Regions from separate parts of the Homo sapiens genome. Here region 1 is linked to region 2. Evidence: chromatin loops called from intact Hi-C (ENCODE). Cell type or tissue: HepG2. All regions are shown on one strand. Links, peaks and the distances in the headings refer to the core of each region. The heading gives the core; the rest is flanking DNA.

What was found. A loop is a pair of places that touch in the nucleus more often than their neighbours do. Peaks named below come from ENCODE experiments on the same cell type or tissue, not always from the same donor. Only the 100,000 strongest peaks of a DNase experiment are listed, where the experiment ranks them.
Region 1: it touches region 2 in a loop (1.8-fold over the local background); 2 of 110 quality-filtered maps call a loop at or near these places.

The regions. Positions count from the first base shown.
Region 1 is chr17:30,216,238-30,232,224 of GRCh38, reverse strand. SLC6A4 (solute carrier family 6 member 4) reads left to right here. Exons shown (of 15, transcript NM_001045.6): 2 at 9,310-9,406; 3 at 10,144-10,609; 4 at 13,294-13,428; 5 at 13,888-14,107; 6 at 14,921-15,059. The coding sequence starts at 10,267. Among named protein-coding and RNA genes, the nearest start is that of SLC6A4, 11 kb to the left of the region's middle. RefSeq lists a silencer at 6,128-6,328, enhancers at 9,267-9,782, 10,669-10,685, 10,675-10,691, 10,617-10,859, 10,610-10,908 and 5 more and cis regulatory regions at 10,736-10,768, 10,719-10,768. In HepG2, for the core only: no CTCF peak of the experiment used is centred there; DNase peaks (open chromatin) are centred at 3,028, 5,126, 6,134 and 9,144; H3K4me3 peaks cover 3,229 bases.
Region 2 is chr17:30,168,301-30,184,681 of GRCh38, reverse strand. NSRP1 (nuclear speckle splicing regulatory protein 1) reads right to left here. Exons shown (of 7, transcript NM_032141.4): 3 at 12,084-12,140; 4 at 6,483-6,611; 5 at 5,385-5,592; 6 at 3,666-3,774; 7 at 1-67. Among named protein-coding and RNA genes, the nearest start is that of SLC6A4, 59 kb to the left of the region's middle. In HepG2, for the core only: no CTCF peak of the experiment used is centred there; no DNase peak of the experiment used is centred there.

The DNA of each region.
Region 1 (15,987 bases), core at 2,673-10,672, 50 kb before region 2:
TGGGCAGCTAGCAGGAGGGGGCAAGTACGTGGGCCTTTGCCGTCTTGGGTTTTGGTGTGACCTTTCTGTGTGTATACAGGAAAAAAGAGCATTTCATTTCCTTTGTTACTGAACTGTTGAATAAAATAAGCTGATTTGTCTTCTCTAAGGGAACTTTTTCCTCTAAGGGGCCAAGAATTAGTGAGTGGGAGACCTGGAAGGACCAGGGAGGGGTTCTGCTCCCCGTAGCTCTGTGCATGGCTGGCTCTAGCTCACCCACGGCTCTTGAGGACAAAGCCAGGCCTAGAACTTGAGTCTCTTCTACTTTCGCTCTCTTCTCTTCCCTCCGTAATGATGGGCATGTCTTCTTTAAAAGGCGAACCAAATTAGCTGGCCCTTTCTCTTGTTTCAGAGTTGGGGAGCTGGGCCGAAGGAACAGGGAGGGAAGAGCCTGGAGGGGAGAGGGGAGGTAAGCTGTTCTGGTCAGCAGGGAGCTTTGGCTGACTGGAAGTTTCCCAGCACTGGCTGAGGGCTAGAATTATTTTTTCTTTTGAAAATTTTCAACTGAAAAATCAGAGATATGGTCCATTTTCACCAGTTAACATTTTGCCAATTTGTGTACAAAGTCACTCTAATTATGCATATATCTAATTTTTGCATATGCAGTATATATATGATTTGATATATTATGTGTAATATATAAGATCATTAATATAATTATGCCATTTATGTATCTGTATGTATACATACAGATATATATACACACTATATATACACATATGTACATACAGATACATACAGATATATATATACATATGTACATACAGATACATACAGTGTATATATGTGTCTGTATACACTATATGTATATATAAACTATATGTATCTGTATGTATACCTACAGATATATATAGTGTGTATATATATATCTGTAGGTATACATACAGGTATATATATACTATATATATAGGTTCAACTAATATATATAGTTGAACCTTTGAGAGTTTGCAGACTTCCAGATACTTCTTCCTTAAATACTTCAACACAGATTTCCAACAAACAAGGACCTTCTTGTACGTAACCACAGCGCCATTTTCATGCTGGGGAAACTGGAGATAGATACAATACTATTATCGCACATACAGCTCATATTCCCATTTCCCCCGCTGTCTCAATGATGTCCTTTTTAGCATACAGTGTTACTCTGTGAGACTGTAAACTAGGGGTCAGAAAGTTTTTCTTGCTCTCATCTCAGTGCATATCTGAGAACTAGACTGGTGCAATGATGTGTAAGGATGAACTGATTTTTCATGAGTGTCTCCAACTGTGTGACTCACACTAAAGCACATCTCAGAAATTGTTGACCTAAGAGTATAGGCACCTTTGAGCAGCAACAGCCAAACTCCAAACACCTTGTGGCTGAAGAGGTGGTTGCACGTGTCCTCCGCGCCCCCTCTCCACCTGGATGCACCCGTCTCCTCCAGCAGCCTCACCTCACCTGACCTCACCTCTCCTTCTCCCCTCCATGCCCCACCCAGAGAAATGGGCCAGTTTCCCCTCTCTTTTCTCTTCTCCACTCCCATTTTATTTTGTAGTTCCACTTCAAACCCCCTTTTCCCCACTTCCCTCTTCCGCCTTGCTCAGCAGCCACAGGTGAATCCACCCTTATTTCATAGCACCCTCTCCCTGGGGTTGTTTTTTCCTCTCTTCTCTCTGTTTTGGGTCCCTTTGTGGACCCAATCATGTCTGTTTTACACAAAGGTAATCTTAGTAACATACCTGTATAAAGGAAAAGAAAAGCTGTGTGTGGACATGTTCCCATGTGTTCTATCTCGATTTTTACTTATTGCATAAATTGTATTTATCACAACAGTAAAGGAGTGTTTGGAAGGTGAAGTGACACTCCTAATCCTGATTAATCTAACACATCATCTGTTTTGAGTTTCTCAAGTCTCTTTCCCAGCCTCGTCCACATTTAAATATACTATGGTAACAGAGTAAAAGCAGTTTTGTTTTCTGCAAAAAGTTGTAAGTTGTGAAATTATGTGTCACAAGCAATTCATGTCACCAACTTCTTCTTCTTCCTCTTCCTCTTCCTCCTCCTCCTCCTCCTCCTCCTCCTCTTCCTCTTCCTCTTCCTCTTCCTCCTCTTCTTCTTCTTCTTCTTCTTCTTCTTCTTCTTCTTCTTCTTCTTCTTCTTTCTTCTTTTTCTTCTTCTTCTTTTTTGAGATGGAGTTTCGCTCCTGTTGTCCAGGCTGGAGTGCAATGGCCCGATCTCAGCTCACCACAACCTCTGCCTCCTGGGTTCAAGCTATTCTCCTGCCTCAGCCTCTAAAAGGCTGGTATTACAGGCATGCGCCACCATGCCTGGCTAATTTTTGTATTTTTAGTAGAGACAGGGTTTCTCCATGTTGATCAGGCTGGTCTCGAACTCTGACCTCAGGTGATCCGCCCACCTTGGCCTCCCAAAGTGCTGGGATTACAGGCATGTGACACTGCGCCCAGCCCATGTCATCAACTTCTAAAGAACTTGGACCAGGCGCAGTGGCTCATGCTGTAATCTCAGCACTTTGGGAGGCTGAGGCAGGAGGATCGCTGGAGTCCAGGAGTTCAAGACCAGCCTGGGCAACATAGCGAGATCTCATCTCTACTGTGTATTTTAAAATTGAACAACAAACAAAACTAAAGACCTCAAAAGTGCCTAAAAGACACCTCCGTGGAATCTGTACAAGGATCTCCCTGCTCCTTGTTCTTCTTTCCTTAAATTTAGTTTTCCTTAAGAACCAAAAAGAAGGTTAAAATAAAGAAAGAACTTCGAATCAGTCTCATTGTCAGCCCCCTCCCCACCCCTAAGCCGTCGTGTAGCACTTAACAACGCTGTGTTCTACAGCTTTCGTTTCAGATGTTTTAGTTTATCACATTTATTTCTGTGGGTTAGGAAATATATTCTAAGTTCCAAACCACCAGCTCACAGATGAACATTTGGAGCCCAGACCGCTGATGGGTGTGCCTGCCAGTACTTGTTTCAAAGTCTGAAAGCCCATCCCGGGCTCTTTAATCCTGGGCATGTCAGTCTCTTCCTGTCCATAGTCCATGAAAATGACTGTTAAGGCAGCCCTCCTCCTCTGCCCACAAGATGCACAGCCAATCTTCCCGATGGGTGAGGCAGGGAGGGACAGGGCCCCTTAGAATAGAACCCTGATCCCATTTGACTTAACTCCAGGGAGGAGAGAAAGAGCAGCACCTCACATGGAGCTCAGATCTGTTGGCACCCTCGCCCAGTCAGGAAACCCAAAACAAGCCCTCCATGCTGAGAGCTGTACAGGGCGTGCTCCAGTCTGCAAGTATTTGGACTCAGGGACGTGTAGCCATAGCCCCTGCTTCCAGGGGCACACGAAGCAAATGTATATAAAAGGATAACTAATGATGCCTGGTAATCAATGGCGAGTGACAAATGAGAATTGAGTAGAAAGAGTGTATCTTGGGCTGGAGTGCTGAGAGGAGGTGGATAGAAGCTTATGCCAGGCCTTGGAGGGTGCAGGATAATTAGAGGAAGGGAAGCTACAGGTGGGGACGCACACGGCACTGTTGGTGCCTACTGGCCCCTGAATAACCTGCGGTATTTGTTAAAAACTGCAGATCCCTGAGTGCCCACGTGGATCTCTTGAATTAGAATCTCTGGGAGAGCAGCCCAGGAGTCTGTTTCCCAGGTGACCCCAAGCACTGATTGAGAGCAGCAAGCATGACCCAGTGAGGCCCGTGCTGGGAGCCACAGATCACTTAAGTCCCAAGTCTTGTGGGCCTCAGTTTCCCTGCTAGGGTATGAAGTAGAAAGGCACAATGGGTTGCGGATGTATGGTGGTGATAGTGACATCAACTCACTGTCATTTATTGATGCTTCCCTGTGCTAGACACTGAGATAAGCATGTGTCATACTTTAATTCCCACGACAGCCTTTAGGAAGTAGCGGTTTTAACAGTCTGCTTTTACACAGGAGGAAATGGAAGCTAAGAGAGGTTAAGTGACCTACTCAAAGTCACACAGCCATTAAGTGGTGGACCAGGGATTCCAGTGCAGACCTGAAACAGAAAGGAGAGCTATGGGTTGTGAACAGAGGAACTAATGAAAGATGACTCTGGAAGGAAGTTAGTCTGGGCTTGGCTGTTTATATTCACTGGAGGAGGGCTGTTCACATCTGCTATGCTAAATTCATTTCTTTCTAGTAAAGTCAAAATAAATAATCCAGTATCCTTTTGGCCAGCCTCTCAGGGGGACCTTGACCCCATCACAAGGGGCATATCCTCTAGATTTTATACTCTGTGTAGAGAGAAGCCCAGGGCTATCCTCTCCCAGGCAGGGAAAGTTCTGGACAGAAATTCTTTTTCTTTCTCATGATAACTGGCCCAAATGGCCCTGAGGATTTTATCCTATTTAATTCCTCTCCAAAAAATTAAACCAGGCTGGGTGCAGTGGATCATGCCTGTAATCCCAGCACTTTGGGAGGCCAAGGCGGGAGGATTGCTCATAGGCCAGGAGTTCAAGACCAACCTGGGCAACATGGTGAAACCCCATCTCTGAAAAAAATACAAAAAATTAGCTGGGTGTGGTGGCACACACCTGTAATCTCAGCTACTCGGGAGCCTGAGGTGGGAGGATTCCTTGAGCCCGGGAGGTTGAGGCTGCAGAGAGCCATGATCATGCCACTGCACTCCAGCCTGGATGACAGTGCAAGACTCTGTCTCTTAAAAAAACAACACACACACACACACAAACACACACACAAAGGAACAGAAAAAACACTAAACTGACTCTGTCATATGAGGAATCCTTTGGATAAGGAGATGGCTGTGATAGTGGAGTTCATTTCTACCCTTTTTGTCCAAAAAAAAAACAAGCAGATTTTCTCTATTCTCTTCATTTCTATCATGAAATCTCTTCAATTCATTGGAAAGGCAAGGCAGGAGTCCCTATGGCTTCCGACCTGTGCCCCCATGACCCTGCACACTTCGGGAACACAGCAGTGCCTTCAGCAGATGCAAACGTGAGCCCCCATTTTACACTGCAGAGCCTGCAAGGAAGGATCAGCCAACAGCCAAGGTCCTGTGAGAGAAACTGTGCAATAGCAGCAAAGGAAGACTTAAAGCCTGGGGGCAACTGTGGTGCAAAACATGTGAGCTATCTAAACACGCCGCGGCGAGCCAGCGGCAGCCTCTGTTCACCACGGGATGTGTGGCAGCACCAGCCTCTCCAGAAGCATCGTGTTTTTCCTAGCAGTTGGTTTTCTTTTTCAGATTTTAGGCTTGGCCTGTGGACTCCATGCAGGCAGGACTGTGCCTGCCTTGTTTCTTTTTTCTTTCTTTTTCTTTTTTTTTTGAGACAGAGTCTCACTCTATCGCCCAGGCTGGAGCGCAGTTTGGCTGACTGTAACCTCTGCCTCCCAGGTTCAGGCGATTCTCATGCATCAGTCTTCTGAGTAGCTGGGATTACAGACATGCACCACCACGCCCGGCTCATTTTTTGTATTTTTATTTTTATTTATTTATTTGAGACAGAGTTTCACTCTTGTCACTCAGGCTGAAGTGTAGTGGCTCAATCTCAGCTCACTGCAACCTCCGCTTCCTGGGTTCAGGCAATTCTCCTGCCTCAGCCTCACAAGTAGCTGAGATTACAGGCACCCGCCACCACACCCAGCTACTTTTTGTATTTTTAGTAGAGACAGGATTTCACCATGCTGGCCACGCTGGTCTCAAACTCCTGACCTCAGGTGATCCGCCCGCCTTGGCTTCCCAAAGTGCTGGGATTACAGGCGTGAGCCAGCTGGCCCGGCTTGCCTGCCTTGTTTCTGAGGAGCCGAGCACATGTGGGCCTACGCACATCTTTGCTGAGGGAGTGCTTCTCCATGAAGAAGGCCAGATTCCATGTTTACTGCTTCGGGCGGCACCAGCGTTCCATAATTCCCATCACTCTTGGGAGATGCCCTGGGAACTTCAGCCTCCCTCTGAATAGAGGATACGAACTGCCAGTTGGCTCTATGACCTGTAACTAATCCTATCTCAACGTTAAACCCACAGTTCATTTGTTTTTGTTTGTTTTGAGAAAGAAAGTTGAGTTTCCTGAGAAATGAACTCACTTTGATCTTGACACATGAAGTCAAAGTTCAACATTTCTGTAGTGTCTTTCTGCTTAGAAGGCACTGATAGGCATCAAGTAGATGGAGCGTCACAGGCATTTCCAAAGGGCTGGGTGTTTATGACCAATCGGGATAATTACATGCTTGTTCAGGTACGGGTTGCTCCTGGCTATAGAGACAAAGTGTGTGGAAAGAGGAATGGAGATTCGATCAGAAGTTTAAATAGAAACAGTCCTTTTTTACTTGGAGTCAGGGATTGGGGGAATGGAGTGCATTAGCTTCAGGAGAGTTAAGAGAAAGTCAACCACTCCCATTGGCTGGTCAACTGCACCCCTCATGTGCAGAGACCTAGGGGGACGAAGCTTCTGTCTGCCAGCTGTCATTCCACAGCAGAGGTGGGGTCCACGGCACCACCCTCAGCCTGTCACCAGCTCAGCCTGGAACAACAGCACACATCCAAGATGCAAAGGAAGGCTTCCTTCTGGGGCTTTTTCTGGACATGGAGAAACTCAAAGACTGCCTGGAGAAGGTCACAGCTGTAATATTGACCTCGTTTGCAATCTTTCCACCCAGCAGGATAAAAATACCTTTTAAAAAAAGAAAGCTTAGAAGAGGGCATTCTCAGAAACCAACCTTCTTAACAACTCACACTTCTCTATTCCTGGGCCAGCTTGTTTTCAGCCATTGTTATGTGCAAGTCTTGATAGAAAAAGCCAGCCAGGGCTCTGCAGAATCAGAAAAAATAGGAAGAGAGTCTGGGGCTCCACAGGCAGGAGCTTGCAGGCAGAAAGGGCCCCGGGCACATGGCATCTTCTCCTGGCAGACCCGATTAGTCACCGAGAGGAGTTTTCCTCTACCTGGCAGAGGCAGAGGAGTAAGTTAAGAAAAGGAGATGTGTGTCTCCTCTGAGTGGCTGTAACTTTGTGTTTGCACCCCAGATTCTATGATGAGGGTGGGGGTTCAGTAGGAGAACCCCAGAAAGCACAGCTGGATAGAGAGAGACAGCCTGTGGGGAGAGGCTGCCCGGTCATGAGTTGTCTGAGGGATGCTCTGGGTTTTCTTGCACTGGGGCCATTTCAGCCTGTTGATGTAAAATTTTTTAATTAAAAAATTAAGAAGAACTAGGGGATATTTCAGGAAACAAGACCTCTGTAATGGCTCAGAACACAAATAGAAACAGCGTATTACTCTTCCAGGAGCTGCTTACCATAGTTGCCAGGAATTCAGGACTGGATGCCTTCGGGGCTGAACCCCTGAGGACTCCTGAGAACACACGTTGCCCTCAAAAATCTACCTACCTGCACACATTTTCTACCCTCTCTGCAGGACGCCTCAAGGAAGAAAGTAAACAAAATCCAGAACAAATCATTTGGCCCCTGAGGCAGGAGGGTAACTGCTCACTGCTGCTGCTAAATGTCTATTTCCTCTCCCCAAAGTATTGCTTCTGAGATGGACCGCATTTCCCTTCCGTAGACCCTCTGGGCCTGGGTAGAGAGGCCAGGGAACGCTTGGGTGATGCAATTGGAGCTTCTATTTAAGTGAGAGGAAAGTGGCAGTACAGAAAATAGAAGAGGTTCTTGCAGAAAATTGTGGGGCCAGGCCAGGCATGGTGTCTCACACCTGTGATCTCAGCTCTTTGGGAGGCCAAGGCGGGTGGATCATGTGAGGTCAGGAGTTCAAGACCATCCTGGCCAACATAGTGAAACCCCATCTCTACTAAAAATATAAAAATTAGCCGGGCATGGTGGAGCACGCCTGTAGTCCCAGCTACTCGGAGGCTGAGGCACAAGAATCGCTTGAACCCGGGAGGCAGAGGTTGCAGTGAGCCAAAATTGTGCCACTGCACACCAGCCTGGGCAACAGAGCAAGACTGTTTCAAAAAAAAAAAAACAAAACTGTGGGGCCAGTGGGAGGAAGAGCAAGGGAAGGAGCAGCTCTGTCAACTCGGTGCCCTCCAGCCGCACAGGGAAAAGCTCTTCCTCCCTGCCATTTGGCCTTCAAGTTCGTCAGTTGTTTAACGTACAAAACATGTCATTGATATAGGCCGGAGGGAAGTACAGAGGCCTTTTTAAACAACACAACCACTGACTACCAAGTTCAGGTTTAATTTAGCTGAATATTTAAATATGTTGACATCTCATCATGTAATAAAATAATAATATCCCTTGGCCTGGTAAATGGTTACCTATGGTGGGTGAGAGGATGTGTGGTTATTTTAAAAGCCTATCAAGCCTAGTTGAGGGCCGAAGGAAGGGGGAAGTGGGGGGAGGCCAAGGCCAGGCAGTAGCATAAATGGTGAGCAGGGTGAGGTTATGGAGACCGCTCTTGTCAGAATTCATATCCTTCTGAGTGGTGTTTGCATTCTTGAGCCTGGGGTGGGTGGCGGAGGGCCCAACAAGTGCGGTACAGCCCAAGACGTCTACCTCCCCTTACACACACACAGCCCCTAGCTACATGAAGCTGATTTATCTCTTGTTGCTGTAGATATTTTTGGCAACAATCGATCCCTTTAAAATTTTTATTTTCCACTTTACAGAAAAAATGCAGCAAACGCCAAACCCTAGTGACTGACATTGCCTGGTGTTCATGTCTAATCCTTGCTCATGTTTATAGCCATAGTCATTCTTGTGAAGCTACTATTTTGTGTCCTGATTTTTCACTTACTATGTTTTTGTCTTCACATGTGTAGGTAGCTAAGTTGCAGTCACCAAAAACCCCAAATAGGTAGGAGACATCCATGCGCCATTTCTATTAGCCAGTTCCTAGCCATCCTCCTAACTGTTGGATCTGGAGGGTTAGCCTCAGATCATTGCAGTTATAAACAGTCCATCCCTGGCTATCTTTTCTAGAAGGGTCCAGTGTCATCTCAGCTAGGCAGAAACGTATTTCAACTCCCAAACTGTTTCAAGAGTTTGAAAAGCTCAGGCCCAGAAGAAACAGAGTGAGCAGTTGAACAGTCTTACAACTGCTGCTTACAACTTTATAACAGGCCATAGGTTTAAAGTCCAAAAGGGCTCAAATTTCTACCCCACGTTTGACGACTCAGACCTCAAGCCAGAGCTGAGCTGACTTCCCTGCGCCCAGGCCACGGCGGTGAAATGAAGGCACAGCAGCCCCGGCCAGGCCCTCCCAGTGGAGGCACAGGGGGACGGCGACACCAACCACCCCAGCATCAGTAACCTGCACACTCTTCTCCCTAGGTCTCCTGGAGGCAAGGCGACCTTGCTTGCCCTCTCTTGCAGAATAACAAGGGGCTTAGCCACAGGAGTTGCTGGCAAGTGGAAAGAAGAACAAATGGTGAGCAGCAGTGCCGTTTAAGGACCAGTCGGGCTTGCAAATGCATAATGGGAACGCAGAAAGGCCATGTGCAGATAGACTGGACACAGCCGGAGGCAGCTCAAATCTGCCCCAACCTTCCTAGGGGCTAAAAGACGAGTGACAGAATCTGTAGCTGATGAGCTGGGGTGCCTCACGAAGGGTGGCCTTTTTACCTCTGTCCTTTGCTTTTTTCCTTTTAAAATCATAGCTGTAGTTGATATAAAATATAACTTTGGGTGTGCAGCTTAAATGATGGTGAGGACTGTCCTGCCTGCTGAAAGGCAGAAACGCCTTTGCTTGTCATTGTTTCCCCAACATAGCATCCAAGACAAAGGGGGTGCTCTGTGACGCTTTGGAGCCTCTCTCACATTCTTCTGAGCTGCTGGCAAACCACAAGATGAGAGTCCAGTGGCTCAAAGGGAAGCGAGTGCTTTGCTCTCCAGTCCAGCCTGTGCAAACCTTGGTGATTTGCTGTCTATTTGTGTTGGTTTTATTGTTTCCTTTTGAAATTACTTGATTGTCATTTGATGCCCTGTATAGGTTGAGAAATTTAGTTGAATTTATGGACTGCCATGTAGCAAATAGGATGTCTCACATTTAACAGATGCATTTGTAATCCCGTTAACTAATGTAGTTTAAGATGTATGATGAGTTAATACCAAAGATGAGTAAAATGTCTAACTTTTTTCTCCTTCCTCTGTGTGTCTTTCCAACAGAGTCAATCCCGACGTGTCAATCCCGACGATAGAGAGCTCGGAGGTGATCCACAAATCCAAGCACCCAGAGATCAATTGGGATCCTTGGCAGATGGACATCAGTGTCATTTACTAACCAGCAGGATGGAGACGACGCCCTTGAATTCTCAGAAGCAGCTATCAGCGTGTGAAGATGGAGAAGATTGTCAGGAAAACGGAGTTCTACAGAAGGTTGTTCCCACCCCAGGGGACAAAGTGGAGTCCGGGCAAATATCCAATGGGTACTCAGCAGTTCCAAGTCCTGGTGCGGGAGATGACACACGGCACTCTATCCCAGCGACCACCACCACCCTAGTGGCTGAGCTTCATCAAGGGGAACGGGAGACCTGGGGCAAGAAGGTGGATTTCCTTCTCTCAGTGATTGGCTATGCTGTGGACCTGGGCAATGTCTGGCGCTTCCCCTACATATGTTACCAGAATGGAGGGGGTCAGTATCACAGGCTGCGAGTAGAGGCTGTGACCCAGGGTGGGCTGTGACCCGGAGTGGGCTGTGACCCGGGGTGGGCTGTGACCCGGGTGGGCTGCGACCTGGGGTGGGCTGTGACCTGGGATGGGCTGTGACCCGGGTGGGCTGTGACCTGGGGTGGGCTGTGACCCGGGTGGGCTGTGACCTGGGGTGGGCTGTGACCCGGGTGGGCTGTGACCTGGGATGGGCTGTAGGTCCTCTTGAGAGGCCAGAAGACAGATTATGTCTTTTCAGTCTTCACTGGCGTAAGACTAGGAACATGATGACTTAGACTTTCGAGCTGGTAGAAAAGTCAAATCTCGCCAGGCGTGGTGGCTCACACCTGTAATCCCAGCACTTTGGGAGGCTGAGGCAGGTGGATCACCTGAGGTCAGGAGTTCAAGACCAGCCTGACCAACATGGCAAAACCCCGTCTCCACTAAAAATATAAAAATTAGCTGGGTATGGTGGTGGGCGCCTGTAGTCCCAGCTACTTGGGAGGCTGAGGCAGGAGAATCACTTGAACCTGGGAGGTGGAGGTTGCAGTGAGCCGAGATGGCACCACTGCACTCCAGCCTAGGCGACAGAGCGAGACTCTGTCTCAAAAAAAAAAAAAAAAAAAAAAAGTCAAATCTCCAGCAAGCCAAAAGCTGAAGACAGCGTGTCTGAGGCTCTCCGGGTTGTGAAGCTGGGTGAAGCCCTCCCAAACCTGACCTCACAGATCTCCAGCATCATTAGCGCTCCATTTATTGAAGGGCCTCCTTCTCATCCTGCATTCTCCAGGCTCTGTCCTCCCCCAGCCAGAAGTGAGGGAATGGCCGTCAGCCCTGTGCTGAGTCCCTTCACTCCTGCTGGCAAGTTCTGCTGGGAAGAGTCCACGAGGGTAGGCCTGCGTAAGGGAAAATTTGGAGGTGGCTTCAGAGTCCCAGATGCTTCTGATCCTTTGGACCTGTGTGAGGTCAGAGAAGGGCATCAGCGTTAAGTCCTAAATCTTAATTACCAGTCTGGGCAGAATTTAAGCTGGATTAGATCCACAGCATGACATTAATACCAACCTCAAACCACGCATGGCTGGCCCTCCTATCTCCTCCTGGGATGTTAGATTTTTGAGGCCAGAGGCCCTATCTTGTTCCTTGTACCCCTAAAGCCTCTCAAGTAGTTAACTTGTAGATTATAAAAAATAGTAGCTGACTGTAGGCATGAAGATGGGAACCTGGGGGAGAGCAGAGCAGTGGGGAAAAGTGAATGGGTTTGGGGCCTCTGGACTTGTTATCAGCACAAGAAAATAACAAGAAGTGGGTGTCAGATGCGTCAAGCTTGATTTTCATGGGAACTCTGACAACAGATTTGGGAGGGCAGCTACAAAGAGGTTTGGGGATCATCCATTTGTGTCACCCTCACTTCTCCCGTGACCTAACACAGAGTGGCCTGGATTTACTCTCTTTTAAAGATTTCTGTCCATGTAGTTGCAAAGGTAGTTCCAGGGGGCCCCTGGGAAGCTCAGCGCTTCCTGCCTAGGAGGAGCAAAAGTCATAATCACCTTATCTCCTGCTCCAGAGGACTCACCTTTAGCCTGGGCATTATGTAAGGGGCTGGGTCACTGGTGACATTTCCCCGACACTCATTCCCCAGCGTAAAGCTGATCAAGCAAACTCTTTGGAGGAAGGCCATCACGAGAACACATGGTTTTATTCTCGAGCCGGGTTTACCCAGTGTGACTGTAAATTACATGGACCTTTCTGATTTGCACAGACCTCAGGTTTCTGGGTTCAGAGCATTTTACAGCAGGGAAAATTAGGGAAAATCACAGCTGATCCACCCTTTAGGCTAAAAACTCAGGCTGCAGGTTAGCATTCCCCAACTTGGTATTTTTAAATTCAGCCTCAGCCACAAGATCCAGGAGACACCAGCATCTCCAGTTAGGTAGCAGCTCTGTGCTTGCTTGTTCTGTGAAAAACTACCCTGTCCAGCCACTCCTGCAAACGGCGCTTGTCAGGGAGCATTCTGGCTCAATGGAATTATGGAAGTGTAGCCAAATATCAATAATCATGTGTCTGGAGCCATAGATAATACTGATGAACAAAGATACTGATTTGGTGACTCACAGAGAGTTGCAGCTGTTGCTACAGATTGTCACAGGTGATCTGTTCCAAGGGTCCCAGGTACTGGCTGCATCGGAATCACCTAGGGAGCTTGAACACAATTTTTGTGTTGTGCCCATGCTTGGAGATTCCGCTTCAGGAGGTCTGGGGTAGACCCAGGAATCTAGGTGACTATGATGTGTGGCTACATTTGGGAAACTCAGCTCTCCTCAACTGTGTTCTTTTATAGGGAGGAAATTGGGGCTCAGAGAGGGGAAGTGGCCCAGCGTTCTCCAGGTAGTCATAAGTGGATGTGATCCTGCCTGTTCTGTCGACTCCCAAACCAGGCTTTCTTCCCAATTGCTCTCTTGGCCTCCTCTGAAACCTCATTTTAGTCATGGTGCTCCCCCTACGACTGCTTCTAGCAAAGCACTGAGACCAGAGGAGCACAGCATGAGGCCACTCAGCCCAGGGTGGCTCCTGACACTCACATCATCCGGCGACTGTGATTCTCAGTCACAGATTGGTTGGGCTATCCTGGGACAGACGTGGGCAGGGAGTGAAATTGTCTTTCATCTGCCTCAGGGGCATTCCTCCTCCCCTACACCATCATGGCCATTTTTGGGGGAATCCCGCTCTTTTACATGGAGCTCGCACTGGGACAGTACCACCGAAATGGATGCATTTCAATATGGAGGAAAATCTGCCCGATTTTCAAAGGTAACTGAAGGGCTCGGTGGGGTGGGTAAGTGGAGCCTCTCAGGAAGGGATTTCCATCAGTGGGTGGGAGCTGGGGACCTTCTTCTGGAATCAGTCAGGCCTTAGGCATCCCTGGGAGACTGCTTGAGTAATTAAGGTTTTGACTGCGTAAGTGGTGTGAAATTGTCAAAGAGAAACAGAATAAACGGCAATGAGAAGTAAACTAATGTAAACATTTTAAAGCATTAACAGGACATGTACACATTTTCTAAAACATGTTACCTTGCAAATACATATGAGTGACTAACGGCAGGGCCACTTTTCCCACGGTGGCCTGGAGTCCTTGGAATGGAATGGAGGGCAGCACCCACGTGTACCCCTCTGCTGGGCTGCGGGGCTCTCCAGTGCCCCGTTTCAGCCTTTTGCCGTTGGGCCACCCTTAAACTCGGCCTCTGTCTCTCCATCTCACCCACTGCCCAGGGATTGGTTATGCCATCTGCATCATTGCCTTTTACATTGCTTCCTACTACAACACCATCATGGCCTGGGCGCTATACTACCTCATCTCCTCCTTCACGGACCAGCTGCCCTGGACCAGCTGCAAGAACTCCTGGAACACTGGCAACTGCACCAATTACTTCTCCGAGGACAACATCACCTGGACCCTCCATTCCACGTCCCCTGCTGAAGAATTTTACACGTAAGTGCACGTAAGTGAGGGGTTGGCCTGTTAGGGGCAGGCCACACCCCTGGGGTTTGGCTTCTTAAAAAGAAGGCCAGGGCCAAGGGCTCCTCACCCCTTTCTGAGAGATGAAGCTATCAGGGGTGGGAGTAGCAGAATTTGGAGCTGGGAAACTCTACCTCAAGTGCTCCACGGCCTGGCCCTGCTGTGCCTCCTTGCACTTTCTCATGCGCCAAGTCAGTTTGCTCCAATGCGCCCAAGCCCGTCCCTCCCTTCACATTCCAAAATTACTCCCCTTCTTCCGGGGTCCTCCTCTCAGCCAAATGTCATGGAGGCGAAGCATCCTAGTACTTTGATAGTTCAAAACTATTCAAATGGTTTAATGTGTCAACTTCGTAAGTGGGATCTACCCTTTGGAAGAAGATGCTTGAGGAAGGTAGTTTTCTTTAATGCTGGAATTTCAGGCAATGGCAGCCCAAAGAGAGAGCTACTTTGGGGTAGGGAAGGGAGCCAACTCCCCACACTTACACATCCCTCATGTTCCCAAAAGCCAGTCACATTGGTCAAAGGAGTTCAGGTCCCATCCAGCAAAGGAGAATCCAGGAAGTCTGCCTTTAGGTTGAACACTCTTCCCAGGGTGTTGGCCAAATGTGCTTTGTGGTCCTTCAGGACAGGCAGGGCCAATCCCAGCTCTTCCTGGGCCTCAGTGACCACTTGGTCCTAGCAGCACCGTGTCCATTTGTCCCGGGCACCCTCAAAGGAGCAGCACAGATGTGTGCCCAGGTCACTCTACAGAGCCTCTCAGGGGCCTTTCTTTCTCCTTCACCCCAGGCGCCACGTCCTGCAGATCCACCGGTCTAAGGGGCTCCAGGACCTGGGGGGCATCAGCTGGCAGCTGGCCCTCTGCATCATGCTGATCTTCACTGTTATCTACTTCAGCATCTGGAAAGGCGTCAAGACCTCTGGCAAGGTGAGGAAGGCTCTGGCTGCTGACCCAGGCCTGCCCAGGGGCCCACAGGCTCTCAAACTCAAAACCCAGTAGCCTGGACAGACAGCACTGTTTCCTTCCACACCAAACACATTCCATGATGCACCCTCTCTCTCTTCACCGCATTTGTTAGAAAATTCTAGAAGTGGGTTGGGCATGGTGGCTCACGTCTCTAATCCCAGCACTTTGGGAGGCTGAGGTGGGTGGATCATTTGAGGCCAGGAGTTCAAGACCAGCCTGGCCAACACATCGAAACCTCATCTCTACTTAAACAAACAAACAAACAAACAAACAAACAAACAAAAAAAAACAATAGCCAGGTGTGGTGGCAGGTGCCTGTAATCCCAGCTACTCGGGAGGCTGAGGCAAGAGAATCACTTGAACCTGGGAGGTGGAGATTTCTGTGAGCCAAGATCATGCCATTACACTCCTGGGCAGCAGAGTGAAATTCTGTCTCACTAAAAAAAAAAAGGAAAAGAAAAAAGAATATTTTCTAGAAATGGGCCAATGCCAAGAACCATTACATGATTTTTTTTTTTCAAGATTCCTTCAACCCACTGGTAGTACCACAATTAATAATCGTGGCAATGACTTACTGGAAACCCATCATGGACCATGTTCAGTGCTTTTTATACACTGGCCAGTGCTATTGTTTCCTGCTAGATACTCCCTCAACCTTACAGATGCATAGTGGGCTCAGAGGTAGTTCTCCTGGCCAACCTGAATCCGATCCCTGTGTGACTCCAAGGGTTGTGATCTTTCTGCCACACCACCTCGCCCTCCTTTCTCAAGGTCTTCAAGAATAAAAGACACTGACATCCATTCACCCACCTCCCTCCCCTCCCCTCCCCTCCCCCGCTCCCTTCTCCTTCTCCCCTCCCCTCCCCTCCCCTCCCTGGAACAGCATGGT
Region 2 (16,381 bases), core at 5,045-13,044:
TGGTATTCTGTTTTTTGAACTTACTTCATTGGAGAAGCCCCTTGATTTTTCTTCCTTTATACCAGATCTTAGAAACAAAAAACAAAAAAGGGCAGAAAAAAATGCCACATTATCAGTTGTAATAAGCAAATGAAGGGTTCATATAATTTTTATCAATACTCAAATCAATACACCTATAGTGATATATACTGTCTGATTATCCAAATGCAAAAAGGTCCTGATGTCTATGCAAACTAGTATTTTCAAATTCATACCATTCAGAATATTTTCAATATTTGTAGAAGTGAAAAGAGAAAATTAGCCCTTGTCTACTATACTACTAGAACCTACAGGCAAGGGTCTGTACAGGTCTTCATTTTTTGGTAAGCCTAAGACAAAGAATAATTGGGAAAAGTAATAAATGTTCTGAATCTAAGTTCTATTTTCACAACATGAAGCTTAAGTTGTGACTGTTGGATTTGTTGTTTCCTTTCTTATTTATTTATTTTGAGACATTCTGTTACCCAGGCTGGAGTGCAGTGGCACAATCTCGGTTCACTGCAACCTCTGCCTCCCAGGCTCAAGTGATCCTCTCACCTTAGCTTCCCGAGTAGTTGGGATTACAGGCCTGCACCACCATGCCCAGCTAATTTTTGTATTTTTAGTAGAGACAGGGTTTTGCCATGTTGGCCAAGCTGGTCTCAAACTCTTGACCTCAGGTGATCCAACCACCCTGGCCTCCCAAAGTGCGGGGATTACAGGTGTGAGCCACCATGCTTGGCCTTTTTCTTTTTAAAAAATTATAAAAATAGTCCTAGAAATACATGAAGATAATCTTTGCACAGCAAAATAGTGGCAAATATAATCCTAAATATTTACTCTCTCTCATGAGTGTATCCTGATTCACTCCTTGGCACCTATCACAACAAAATGGAAATATATTAATTTGTCCATTAGAATCAACAATACTAAAATTATATTACCTTCATTGTTCCAGCTGGCAAGTACAGTTAACTTTATAGTATGAGTATAATGTAAATAAGAACCACTCAGTGATTCTTACTAATCACTTACTAATCACACTAATGGTGCAACAACTTTGGTTCTCCAGGAATTACTGGCAGAACTATCTTGGCTAAAGGACCCACTAACAGTTAGGAATTCGATTATTAGACTCTAAGAAGTACAACTATGTCAACGACATTACAGAGTTTCATGGCAGCCTAATAAATATTCCAGATGAAACTCTAATACAAAGATATAACGTAATATAATTTCCATTCAAAACCTGAATCTTCAAATACATTTTCTTAGGTTCATACTTCTCACCAATTTTATAATCAAAGCCTAGCAGCGTAGGGAGGGAGTGGGGCATAAACTTCCTCTCCTCACCTTAATTCTATTCTCCTACCTCTTCCCTTCCTTAGCAACACAGACTCAGATCTACCCAGAACATTCCTGTTAAAAAAAATTTTTTTTTTTTTGCTTAGGACAGACTCTTTTACCTTCAGCTACATAATTATGGCATAATCATCTCACCATTCCTATAATACCTTATAACTTTATTCAAAAATCCTCTAATCCTTTACCTTCTAGACCAGCATTAATAGAAATGCCTCAAGAAATGGTAATGTTCATATGTGAGCTGTCCCCAGTATGGCAACCACCAGCCAAATATGGCAACTGAGTATATGAAATGTGGCCGCTGTGATCAAAACTTTAAATTTTATTTACTTAATTTTATTATTTATTTATTATTATTATTTTTTGAGACAGAGTCTTGCACTGTCACCCAAGCTGGAGTGCAGTGGCGCAATCTCAGCTCACTGCAACCTCCGCCTCCTGTGTTCACGCCATTCTCCTGCCTCAGCCTCCCAAGTAGCTGGGACAACAGGCGCCCGCCACCACGCCTGGCTAATTTTTTGTATTTTTAGTAGAGACGGGATTTCACCGTGCTGGCCAGGATGGTCTCAATCTCCTGACCTCGCAATCCGCCCGCCTTGGCCTCCCAAAGTGCTGGGATTATAGGCATGAGCCACCGTGCCCAGCCATTTTATTTTTTGAGATGGAGTCTGGCTCTGTCGCCAGGTTGGAGTGCAGTGGCGCTATCTCAGCTCACTGCAATCTCCGCCTCCCGAGTTTAAGCAATTCTCCTGCCTCAACCTCCCCAGGAGGTGGGATTACAGGCATGTGCCACAATGCCGAGCTAATTTTTGTATTTTTAGTAGAGACAGGGTTTCACCATGTTGGCCAGGATGGTCTCCATCTCCTGATCTCATGATCCACCTGCCTCAGCCTCCCAAAGTGCTGGGATAACAGGCGTGAGTCACTGCGCCCAACCTACTTTATTTACTTTAAATTAATTTAAGTAGCTACACGTGACTAGTGCCTACATACTAACAGTGCAGTTCTAGCCCCGATATGTAAGTCTTACATTTTAGGAAGGCTGGGTTCTATTTATGAAAACAAACCACTTTCCTTTTTATACACTATCTGAACATGTATATAAGACTTATATTGTAGACACCTAATTCTTTCCAACTTTCTCCTTAATTCTGACAGCAAAATCATTTTAAGGTACCAGGCACCAATCATTTTAAGGATCATGAGGAATACCCACATTCTTATTTAAAAAAAAAAAAAAAAAAAAAAAAGCAGCCAGGTGCAGTGGCTCATACCTGTAATCCCAGCACTTTGGGAGGCTGAGATAGAGGGGGGATCCCTCAAACCCAGGAGTTCAAGACCAGCCTGGGCAACATAAAGCCCCATCTCCACAACAAAAATACAAAAAGAGGCTGGGCGTGGTGGCTCATGCATATAATCCCAGTACTTTGGGAGGCCGAGGCGGGTGGATCACCTGAGGTCAGGAATTCGAGACTAGTCTGGCCAACATGGTGAAACTCCATCTCTACTAAAAATACAAAGATTAGCCGGGCGTAGTGCATGCACCTATAGTCCCAGCTACTCAGGAAGCTGAGGCACGAGAATCCCTTGAACTTGAGAGGCAGAGGTTGCAGTAAGCAGAGATCGCGCCATTGCACTCCAGCCTGGGTGACAGAGCAAGACTCCATTCCATCTAAAAAAAAAAAAAACAAAAAAAAAAAACCACACACACAACAACAACAACAAAAAACACAAAAAGAAAATTCGCTGGGCATGATGGCTTGCACCTGTAGTCCCAGCTACTTGGGAGGATCATTTGAGCCCATGAGGCAAAGGCTGCAGTGAGCTATGATTGAACCACTGTACTCCATCCACCCTAGGCGACAGAGTGAGACTCTGCCTCAAAAAAAAAAAAAAAAAAGAAAAAAGAAAAAACTACAATTTGATTTTGCTTTCCCTTGAAGATTTTGCTCTCCCTTGTTAAGACCCATAAATCACTTAAAAATTCAGAAACTTTATACATTAAAAGTCTGTCTTTGGTTTTACAATAATATTAAACTCAATCACTGTTTTAATGTAACAATTTCTGTGAAATGCAGAATAAAAATGATCTTAAACTAAATCTGTAGGTTTTAAAATCAAGAAACTGCAAATTTCTAGCCATTCATTCAGTTAGGTAAGGCTGGCTGACAACACAATATGCAATGTTGTAATCTTCCATCTTTCAGAGGGTTAAAATGACCCCACAACCACAGATTATTAACAGTATTTTTCTTCAAAATATTTCATACACGTCTCCTCACCTGGCTTCACGAAAGCTGCATTTAGGTACTTCCTCTTCACCAACTGCTTGATTTAATAGGTGCCTATAAAATCCACTGAGATCTTTCTGCTTGGTTACATCCAAACATGCTAACAGAGGGAAAGCAAAAATTAGAATATATTCAATAAGGCACAGTGCAGTTTCATTTTACAGACATACAGTATATAACATACAGTGTGTAAACTACTCGCTGGATCAGGAGTTGGCAAACTGCAGGCCAAATCTGGCCTGTTGCCTGTTTTCATAAATAAATTTTTATTGAAACAAAGCCCTGTTCATTTATGTATTGTCCACAACTGCTTTTGTACTACAAAGGCAGAGCTCAGTAACTGCGACAGAGATCATATACACAAAAAGCCCTAAAGTATGAATATGATCTGGCATTCAAAATATGAATTTATAAATTTAAAGTCTTAAAATATGAATACTAAAATACTATCTGGTCCTTTACAGAAAGTTTGCCGACTGGCACTCTAAACACATAGTACATGCTTAGACAGAATGTTATAGACTTGGTTTTCTTCTACTTAAAAGCTGAAGAGGATGGGCGCAGTGGCTCACGCCTGTAATCCTACAACTTTGGGAGGCTGAGGTGGGTGGATCACCTGAGCTCAGGAGTTCGAGACCAACCTGGCCAACATGGTAAAACTCCGTCTCTATAAAAATATAAAAATTATCCAGGTGTGGTGGTGCATGCCTGTAATCCCAGCTACTTGGGAGCCTGAGGCATAAGAATCACTTGAACTTGGGAGGCAGAGGTTGCAGTGAGCCAAGATCATACGACTGCACTCCAGCCTGGGCGACACAGCGAGACTCTGTCCAAAAAGCTGATGAGCATTTGTCAATTAAAGTATTTACAGGGCTGGTCATGGTGGCTCACACCTGTAATGCCAACACTTTGGGAGGCTGAGGCAGGAAGATTGCTTGAGCCCAGGAGTTCGAGACCAGCCCCGGCAACATAGTGAGACCCCGTCTCTACAAAAAATACAAAAAGTAACCAGACGTGGTGGTATGTTCCCGTAGTCCCAGCTACTCAAGAGGCTGAGGTGGGAGGATCACTGGAGCCTGGGAGGTCAGGGCTGCAGTGAGCCATGGTTGAGCCACTGCACTCCAGCCTGGGTGACAGAGACCCAGTCTCAAAAAAAAAAGTATTTTATAAATACATATTCTACTTAGATCTTGAGAAATAATCATGAGTAGAAAGCACTAAGGTAAAGCATTAAGATATTCTTAATTCATCCAATTTTTATTCTTTCTTCAATTAATGTTATTCTTTTTCTAATTGCCTCATTGATCCTCCTTGAGTGGTGTTACTCTATTATTTTCTCATCCCAAAAAAATGTAACTAGGGTTTAAAATTATATTTATATTGTTTCTGACAAATGCCATGGCGTTATACTTTGTAATAAATGTTTTTACATTTCAGATCATGTTCTAAGGCAAAAGCCACAAAATGAGAACTAAGAGAAAAGTCTAGTAGAAATAATAGTTACTGAAGAGTTCAACTGTGTTTTTAGTTAAACTTTCCTTTCTGTTTTATACTGCTATATAATACCATATTCCTTGTGTCTTGAATTCCTATATATAAATTATGATCACAAACTCATAACCCTAAAGTTCAGTGACAGAGCAAACAGCTAACCACAGGGGAGAGATTCTGCTACTGTTTCCTTGTGCCTTTCCCACTCTTTCATTTTACCTTCCAGTGCAGCAGCCCTCTTTTCTCTTTCTTCTTCTTCAGCTCTCTCTTGCAGTTTTTTCTTATATGCAGATGTCACAAATGCTTCTTTATCATCAAACTCCCCCTTTTCCATTTCTCGTTCTCTCTGTATTTTCTTTTCCATTCTTTTTTCCTGTTCCTTTTTTCTGATCTCAACTGCTTTTAGCAAGTTGTGAATATACTTGGGCTAAGGAAATAAAAAAGATTTAGGAAAAGAGTAAAAAAATAGTAATTGTTAATATTATAATTTTTATAATGAATTCATTAAGATAGAAATGATTGGCCCAAATAAGATTGTCTTCCCTACATTCAATATAAACTTACTAGCAAGATTAATATTGAAACTGTTTTCCATAAAAATTTAGGTGTAGCAGAGATAGAAATTGTTTATAATGCGATTTAACTTTAATAAAACATCAAACTAAATATAATTTTTTTCTTTTTTCTGGTATTATCTTAATTAAAAAAAAATCAGAAAAGTTCCTGCTAGTTTTTCACATTTAGTAGAAATATGACTATTTAAAATAGTAGCTTAATATAATTTTATACCATCACTCTACTAGTAGATAACTGTCAGATGCAAATGCCCTTAAAAATCAGCCTGTGCTTGTGAAAGAACAAGAGTTGATAGAAAGAAAATCTGAACTTATTTCAGTTTTTACCCCTCCCAAATTTTTTTCTCACTGAAAATAAAATCATGATAGGTGCAGGCAGATGATTCAGTTACCAGCTAGGAAGAAATGAAAAAATGAGAGGGTAATAAAACACAAATAAACATACACAGGGCAGGAACAGTACAAATTTGGTACATTAGAATTCCAAGGAAAAGTTTTCAAAAAACTATTTGCAAAGGTTTCAAAGCAAAAAGCAAAATTGTTAGATAATTCACCTGGCCTATTAGGATAATATGTAGTGCTGCTTGAGTTCTACAATCAAATTTGTAATATCTGGAATTAGGGACTCTTCACACCTCACATACCTAAAAGCTTTTTCTCAGATCATTCTCATGTTAAAATAAGATTAAGACACAAAATGTAGGTCAAGGTCAAAGAAAGTTTGTTATTTCAGCTTACAAACCTTTCTGTCTTTCCCCAAAAGCAATTTGGGATTATTTTCCTCCTTTTTTTTCTGCATTTCATCATAAATACTGTCATATTCATACACAGTAGCATCTTCTGCAAGGGCCTTCTGGATTTCCAGTTTGGTCTTAAAAAAAAATTAAACATGTTTCAAAAATATGAGCCAGCCAATAGATACAACAAAGTCTATGCTTTTTGAGAATGGTTCATAAATTGAAAATATATCATAAAAATTACAATCACATTTTTAGATAGGAAATACAAATAAACTCTGGAGCCAGGCTGCCTGGGTATGAATGCTGGCTCTACACTTACTAATTACTCCGGGCAAGTTTGTTTGTAATCTTTTGGTACCTTAATTTCCTCATCTAGAAGAGAAAGAATAATGACTATATTTACATTCTAAGCTGTTATAATTAAATGACTAAACTTAAAACAGAGCCTGATAGAGAATAAGTATTCAATAAACATCAACTATTATTATCATTTATTCATTTGTATATAATTATACCCATCAAAAGGTCAAAAGGTACGATGGAAACACCTAACCTTGGTTTTGAGAGGCCTGTATTATATATTAAACTTTCATTATCATTTTTAGAGTTGTTAAACATAAAGTCTCTGCCTTTATCATGTTCCTTCCATCTCAAATGATGTTTTTTTCTCCTCTTTCAAGCGATCAAAATCTTACCCAGTGTTTCAGGGCCAGCCCTACTTCTTCTATGAGCCCATTTCTGAGGCCTCTAACCCCCAATGATCTTTCTTCTAAACTCTGAGGAACATTCTATTCTGCAATATTTACACTAGATTTTTTTTTTTTTTAAAGCGATGGGGTCTCGCTCTGTCGCACTGGCTGGAGTGCCAGTGGTGTGATCTTGGCTCACTGCAACCTCTGCCTCCCAGGCTTCAAGTGATCCTCTCACTTCAGCCACCCAAGTAGCTGGGACTACAGGCGTGTGCCACCATGCCTGGCTAATTTTTATATGTTTTGTAGAGACAGAGTTTCACCATGTTGCTCAGGCTGGTCTTGAACTCCTGGGCTCAAATGATCCACCCACCTCAGCGCCCCCCAAAGTGCTGGAATTACATGCGTGAGCCACCATGCCAGGCATGGGCGTTTTTACTTCCTGTTTTACAAATCTTAGCCTTTTGCCCCCGGTTGTAAATTCCTGAGGTACAGAGTCTACACACTTTGATTTTTTCCTCAATTGCTAGATTGGCTAATGTAGAACCCAAGAGGGATCCTTTTTAAGTGATAGGATGATATAATTATTCAAAAGAATCTATCTGATAGACTAGGGTTTTTACATACCAACATTTAAACTCTGAATAATGCACATGCTAACTGAAAAACTTTTTTTCTAGAATATTGTTTAAAATATTAAGAAATTCATTTTTTTCACTTCTCAACCTTTAGAAAGTGAAAGATTCTCCTGCCTAGATGTTGAATTGGCACTCCTGCTCACTCCCCAAAACCAGCCTGGATAACACAAAGAGGGAAACATGGAATCTAAGAAATAATCACCACTACAATAACAAAAAGCAAGGAAAAAGGGAGACTGAGGGCTGTTTTTTTTTTGGGGGGGGGGGGACGAAGTCTTGCACTGTTGTCCTGGCTGGTGTGCAGTGGTAGGATCTTGGCTCGCTGCAACCTCCGCCTCCTGGGTTCAAGCGATTCCCCTGCCTCAGCCTCCTGAGTAGCTAGGATTACAGGCACCTGCTACCATGCCTGGCTAATTTTTTGTATTTTTAGTAGAGACGGAGTTTCACTATGTTGGTCAAGCTGTTCTCGAACTCCTGACCTCGTGATCTACCCACCTTGGCCTTCCAAAGTACAGGGATTACATGCATGAGCCACTGCACCCGGCCAGGGCTGTTTTAAACTGATGACATGCCTTTGTATATGTTGGGAGGAGAGCTGTAGGGGAGCACTTGAGTAGATATGTTACTATTAACTATGTTGCAACATAAATAAAGCAAAAATTGAACAGATATTCAAGGAAAAATAGACAAATCCATAATCACAGTGGGAGATTTAACATATGCCTCTCAGTAACAGAACAGACAAAACAAAACAAAACAAAACAAAACAACAACAACAACAAAAAAAAACAGTATGAATATATATGGATTAACACAACTGGCCCAATGGACACATAGAGAACATTTTCTTTTTTCTTTTTTTTTGGGGGGGGGGTTCGGAGTCTTGCTCTGTTGCCTAGCCTGGAGTGCAGTGGCACCATCTTGGCTCACTGCAACCTCCACCTCCTGTGTTCAAGTGACTCTCCTGCCTCAGCCTCCTGAGTAGCTGGGACTACAGGTGCACACCACCATGCCCGGCTAATTTTTGTATCAATACAGAACATTTTCAAACACAGAGGAAATATTTATAAAAACTGACTATATACTGGACCATAAAGTAAACCTCTACAGGTTTTAAAGGAATGAAACAATACAGTGCAGTGTCTTGGAATCCAAAATAATCATGTTAGGGACTGGGTGTGGCAACTCATGCCTGTAATCCCAACACTTTGGGGGGCGAAGACGGGCGGATCTCCTGAGGTGAAGAGAGCGCCTGGCCATCTAAAAATATAAAAATTAGCCAGGTGTGGTGATGCACACCTGAAATCCCAGCTATCAGGAGGCTAAGGCAGAAAAATCGCTTGAATCCAGGAGGTGGAGGTTGCAGTGAGCTGAGATCGTGCCGCTGCACTCCAGCCTAGGTACAGAGCAAGACTCCATCTCAAAAACAAAAACAAAAACAAAACAAAACAAAACAAAACAAAAAACCCCAAAAAACAAACAAGCAAAAAACCAAAGTAATCACATTAGGAATGAATAACAAAAAGGTAATCAAAAACCTCCGTTATGTTCAGAAATTAATAATAGATGGGTCAAACAAGAAATCATAATGCAAATCAGAAAATGTTTTGCATGAAACAACAAAAATACTGCCTATCAAAATCTGTAAGATACAGCTACAGAAGTACTTAGAGGGAAACATATAGCCTTAAATGCATATATTAGAAAAGAGAACAGAAAACAGAGCTATGCAGCAATCTCAAAAAGTTAGAAAAATAACAAAATAAACCCAAAGAAAACAGAATGAAGAACACACTGATCTGTCAGGACAGAAAATGAAGTAGAAACAAACAAAATGTATATAGTATCATATTAGCTCATTGTATAAGGCTCGCCAAACCTTGGTATTATCAGACTTTTTCAATCTAGATAATTGCAGCGAAAGAAAAGGAAACCATCCTATTCTGCCCAGTCTCACTTATGATGCAAAAATCTTCAATACTTAAAAACTCTTAATGAAGCTTTAGTAAGCCAAATGCAACAATATATGAAAATGATAACATTTTATGCTTATGTTAAGTTTATACCACTTATGTGAAGTTACAATGATTGATTTTCTAAAGTTAAGCTGACTTTACATTATTGGTATAAAACCAACATGGTCATGAAGCAGTATCCTTTTTGTATGTAGTTCACCATTTAAACAAATAAACAAACAACAAAACCCTCCAACTAAGAAAATAATTTCCTTAGATTAGCAACAAATATCTATCAGAGACCTACAGCAAATGTTTTATTTACTGATGACATACTGAAAGTTTTCCCAATGAAACGGAATATGACAATAATGTTGCCATCATCAGTTCTGTAAACTTGAGGTCCACATAGAAGAAAAAAATAGTTTAAAGTACCCCATTTTAAAAAGCATTTTCTCTAAGATTTAGTAAATGCAATCAAGCTAGTATTCTTCATAGTAAAATGAAAAATAATTTCAATTCGTATGGATAAAGACATTCGATGAGCTGAATCAATCAAGTGGGGAACAAAGGGAAAAGTATGTAATATAGGTGCGAGAAAAAATCAGCAGAAAGCAGGTGAAAGGTGTAAGAGTTGTAGCAGCATTCCTAATTTCCAAGCAAACTACAAAAAGTCCCACTAAACAGATAAAGTGGCTTGAACAAGACAGAGTTAAGAATAAAATCAGATTTGGGATTCATGCTTTAAGTGAAGAAAAAAAGGCAGCACAAAAATGTTAAAATAATCCTGGAAAACAAGATACCTGTATTACCTTGGATAAGTTACCCAACTCTCCAGAACTAAGTCTCCCATTTATATAGTGAGGAAGTTGAACTTAATGGTATCTCCAAAATTCTGACTCAAAGCACTCCAGTATTTATGTTAAATAATCACTGTTTTTTATGTTTTATGTGTATATTAAATCATTCTGAGGCTGCTGAGTTACACATTATATTTCACTGTGAAACTCTGACATTATCTTAAAATGACTAAATATATCCTTCTGTGCCAATTCGTCCGGGAGGGTGTGAAACACAGTGGTTAAAAGCCTAGGTTCTGAGGTTTCACTGTCTAGTTTTGAACACAGCCCTACCATTTATTAACTATGTGGTCTCATGCAAGTCACATAAATTCTTCTTGCCTTCATTTCCTTAACTATAAAATAAGGATTATAAAAGCATCTATCTCATAGAATTATTGTAAGAATTAAAGATCATTCTTAAAACATAGTTGTCATGATGCCTGGCACATAGAAAGTGCTTAATAAACTTATCTTTATGCAGGTTTCCAGTTAGACAAAGAGGAAATAGGACCAAAAATTATAAAGCTAATGGAGAGGATAAATAATTCAAAATGAAAAACAAAGGCACCTCGCTATTGTTTAATTTCATTACATTCTATAGCAGAAAATCTAAGATATACTAGTCTACAATAGCAGAAAAATTAGTAAACCTTCAGGCCTAGTTCGATAATTAATAGTATGATCTTAAGGAGCACTTTATCCTTTTTGAGTTTCAGATTTCTTAATCAGTACTATGGGCAAGTTTGTGAGAACTGTAAAAGATAAATGTATGTAAAAAGCACTTGGAAACAAGCACGTCTTTTAAAAATTATCAGGCCGCGCACGGTGGCTCACGCCTGTAATCCCAGCACTTCAGGAGGCTGAGGTTGGCGGATCACCTGAGGTCACGGGTTCCAGACCAGCCTGACCAACACGGTGAAACCCCGTCTCTACTAAAAATATAAAAATTAGCTGGGCATGGTGGCATGCGCCTTTAGTCCCAGCTACTCGGGAGGCTGAAGCAGGAGAATTGCCTGAACCCAGGAGATGGAGACTGCAGTGAGCCGAGAGTGCACCACGGCACTCCAGCCTGGGCAACAGAGCAAGACTCAATCTCAAAAAAAAAAAAAATCTATATATCTATATATCTATATATTTGTATCTATCTCTGATATTCTTCTTTCTGGGCAGATGAGTTTCAAATAATTATAAGTTTGTGAAACCATTTTGGTTGTGAAAAGGTTTTTTTTTTCCCTGCAAGTAAGCTCACTAGCAAGAATTTAATAATAACAACAGGCCAAACAATCCATTATTAGACTAATGAGTCATCTACAAGCAGAACTGGTTTAATCTATAGCACAGCAATAAGGAGCTAATTCTTCATTGTGTTTTTCCTTAAATCTATTCTGTTTTAGTCTCAGCACCTAGATACCAAAACTGATGCTTAAAAATGAGCCGGAATGCTTCACTGAATGCACTTATCCCAGTCTTCTACCTTACCTGTTTCATGGCCTGCTTCTTAGCAGCTTCCCTCTGAAGGCTTTCACTCACAGAGGTCTGTAAAACAGAAATATATTGTCACTTTTTAAACAAATTTAAAATTTCTTTTCCAGTACGAGCGTCCCCTATCTAAAATACATGGGACCAGAAGTGTTTTGTATTTCAGATTTTTAAAATACTTACTGGTTCAGCACCCCAAATCTGAAGATCTGATATCTGATGCTCCAATGAGCATTTCATTTGAGCTTCACATTAGTGCTCAAAAAAGTTTTAGATTTTAGAACATTTAGGATTTTTGATTTTCAGATTTGGGATGCTCAACCTGTTTTCTGGTTGGCAATGGTGCCTTACTTATAGTTAAAAGTAAAAAGATAATAATACAAATTAAACTAACATTTTCAGGGTTTTTTCCCTAAACTTCAGGAAATAAATGAATTTGCATTGTAAATCCTCAGAATAGATTATAAGGTATCAGAGAAAATAGAATGGTACAGGAAAAGATGAGTAAACATGAATTTTTAGTCCTAAATTCACTACTGTCATTCAACCTTTACAGATTTCAATTTGCTTCATGTGAACATGTGAGAGAGAGAGAGAGAGAGAGAGAGAGAGAGAGAGAGAGGGAGTGTGTGTGTGTGTGTGTGTGTGTGTGTGTGTGTGTGTGAGAAATGGGGAAAGACTGGTCTAGATAATATTTCAGGTACCTTCCAACACTAAAATGGTATGATTCCCAGCTTACAAAAAGCAAACTATTTTAATATTCACCACTCAATATAGTGTATCAAGCTCTCGGTTTATGTTTAAGGCTTAGGGACAGCAGCAACTATTCGTGGCAATAATCAAAAACTATGTACCAAAAAGCATGTTTAGGTCCTGAGGATAGTGAAAAAGCAAGAACAGTCTCAGTCTTAGGCCAGAGACTGAAACAAAATCTTGTTTTTCAGATAAACAGTCTGAAAGGGAAGACAATTAAAGAAATAATCACAATATATGGCCAGGCGCGGTGGCTCATGCCTGTAATCCCAGCACTTTGGGAGGCTGAGGCAGGCAGATCACTTGAGGCCAGGAGTTTTGAGACCAGCCTGGCCAACATGGTGAAACCCCGTCTCTACTGAAAATACAAAGATGAGCCGGGAGTGTTGGAGCACAGCTGTAATCCCAGCTACTTGAAAGGCTGAGACATGAGAATCACTTGCACCTGGGAGGCAGATGTTGCAGTGAGCCAAAATTGTGCCACTGCACTCCAGCCTGGGCAACAGAACCAGGCTCTGTCTCAAAAAAAAAAAAAAAAAAAAGACAATTACAATATAAATGTGATAAGCAATATAATAAAGGAATAAACAAAGCACTGTGGGAGCCCAGGGCAGAGAAGGCAACTAAATGTATATGAGGAATCAAGAATCCCTTTCCAAAAGAGATATGACATTAGACCAGAATCAAAGAGAATAAAAATGTAAAAGAATGCAAGAGGAAGATAGGAAGTAGTCATCACATGGGCAAAACTAAAGATTACATACAGCTAAGAAAAAAAAATACTTAAGAAAAATATGTTTCCTTAATAGTACAGGCTTTAATCATCAGGGAAATGTAAATCAGAACCACTAAGAGATAACACCTCACACCTGTTAGAATGGCTATTCTAAAAAAGTCAAAAAATAATAAAGGTTAGCATGGGTGCCAGAAAAGGGAATTCTTATATACTGCTGGTGCAGATGTAGGCTGGTACAGTCAATATGGAAAACAGTATGGAGGTTTATAAACAAATTAAAAATAGAACTACCATACAGCCTAGCAATCCCTCTTGGCATATAGCCAAAGGAAATGAAATCACCACCTGGTAAAGGTAGCTTCACTCCCATGTTCATTGCAGCATTATTTGCAATAGCCAGGTATGGAAACAATCTACCTGTTCATTGACAAATGAATGGATAAAGAAACTGTGGTAAATATGTATGATGGAGTATTATTCAGCCTTTAAAAAGGAGATCTTGCCATTTGCCACAATATGAATGGGCCTGGAGGACATTATGCTACATGGTAAGCCAGACACAAAAAGAAAAATAGTACCTGACATCATTTGTAAGTGGAATCTCTCACAGAGATAAAGAACTTAAAAACAATGGTTACTAGGGGTGGGGTGAGAGGAAATGGGAAGAGGTAGGTATGTAACAAGATGAACAAGTCTAGAGATCTAATGTACCACATGAGGACAATAGGTAATAAAATTGTACTATATATGGTATTCATGCTAAATGAGTAAATTGTAGCTGCTCTTGCCACAGAAACAAAAAAAGTATGTAAGATAATGGACATGTTAATTTGCTTTACTGTAGTAAACTTTTTACCATCTATATCCCATAATTGTTATATACCTTAATATGCACAATTAATTTTTTTCAAGTATCAGGATTTGCAAATATACTGACACTGAATTGTATAAAAGCATGAATTTTATGCTATGTGAATTACATCTTTTTAAAAAAGCCAAAATAAAGCTACTGATGCATTTTTAATTCTTTCATTTGTGGGGGCAAGGGCTACATGGGTTATCTCTGTCCCTCTCAATTTTGCTGTCAGTCTAAAACTGCTGTTTAAAAAAAAACGAAGTCTTAAATATACATAAAAACATATGTGTAAGTTTTAAATATATATATGTACACAAAATCCTCAGCTCTAGAATTATAGTAGTCCAGCCTATTAACACTTGCTATCTTCAGTTGTATTGTACCAGCAATTGGTGCTTTTTTTTTTTCATGGTAATAACCAGAACAAAATAGTTCTCTATGACCACAGACAAATCAATTTAATACACAAAGGTCATATAATACATATTTAAAAAATTAAATAAGTATGCAAAGAACTAAAGACATTTTAGGTGATGGTAAACTGACTAACTGGGGGAAAGATGTTGATAACAAAAACAGTAATAGCTGCTAACATTTATTGAGCTAGGTGCTATGCTAAGTATACTAGTTGTGTATTACATGTATTACTGATTTAATCCAAATTTCTGTTACATGTAATATGAAACTTTCATTCACTAGAATATCAATTTTAAATACCAAAACTGAAAGTAATAGTTAATATTTCCAATGTATTTTCATGTCTGTATTTCTGATTAGTATGAATGAAAAATATTTTTCTTGACCACTGAGTTAATGATGTCTTCAGGACTGACTGAGAAGATTACATCTCCAAATGCTGGATGTTTTCCTCTTTTACTTGCTTTTATTTTTTCCTATCTCCTCCTTCAGTCTGTCACCTTTAATCTGTCAGAGTTTACCTGCTGCCTTTCAAACTGGATGCTTCAATCTAAACTATGTAACTTGGTTGTTATGGAAGATTCTCAGAGAAATAAAATAACTTTTAAAAAGAAAACTTGGGAAAGAAAAACACAAGGCTATACCTTTCCAGACTTTTATAAAATATAGAATAAGCAGACTGAGAAAGGCCTTTCCAATGTAGACTATATCTATTTTGAGACACCTCAAAAGATTTTGTTTCTATGTTCATAGCTGTTTAGAAGAATGAAGTATGACCGTTGAAAAAACAAGCTGTTACTACTTACACAGGAAGGTAACATAATGGAAGGAGTGCAATAGTTTTACATATTCTATTCACAAACTTATATCCCTAGAATTCAACAGCATCAGTGGATAACTCTGAACCTAACCTGAAAAAGTCAGGAAAAACTGATGATCTTTTGAAGGTCATTTGATTCTCAATTTTCTAAATAAAGGTACTTTAACAATTACCACTAAGGATGACGATTAAATGCCAAAAACCTGTTTAAACAAATACAAAAAGCTTAAAAGAGTAGCAGTAAAACTTTTACTTTTTTCTGTAATAGTAACCCTATATAAAAATATATAAAATGATCTTCTATATAACATAAAAAACTCATCTAGATTCAGATCAGACTGAAAAATAACTACTACAATTAAAAACAATTTCCTCATAAAAGAGCAGATACTTATTTTATTTTATTTATTATTATTATTATTACTATTATTATTATTATTATACTTTAAGTTTTAGGGTACATGTGCACAACGTGATTGTTTTCAGATAACCATAATAATTATACTATGTAATTTTAAGATTGAGAACAAAAATTGGCACATGTATTGTGGCCTATTCTGTGTGTCTTTTTTGAATCTATAATTCTGCTAAGAACTGTGCAGAATATAAAAGGATGTTGCTTGTGTTTAATTTTTATGATTCTTTAAATATATTTTAAATGGAAATCCAGAAAGGAAATATATTAATCTAAAAATAGTAACAACAACAGTAGTTAC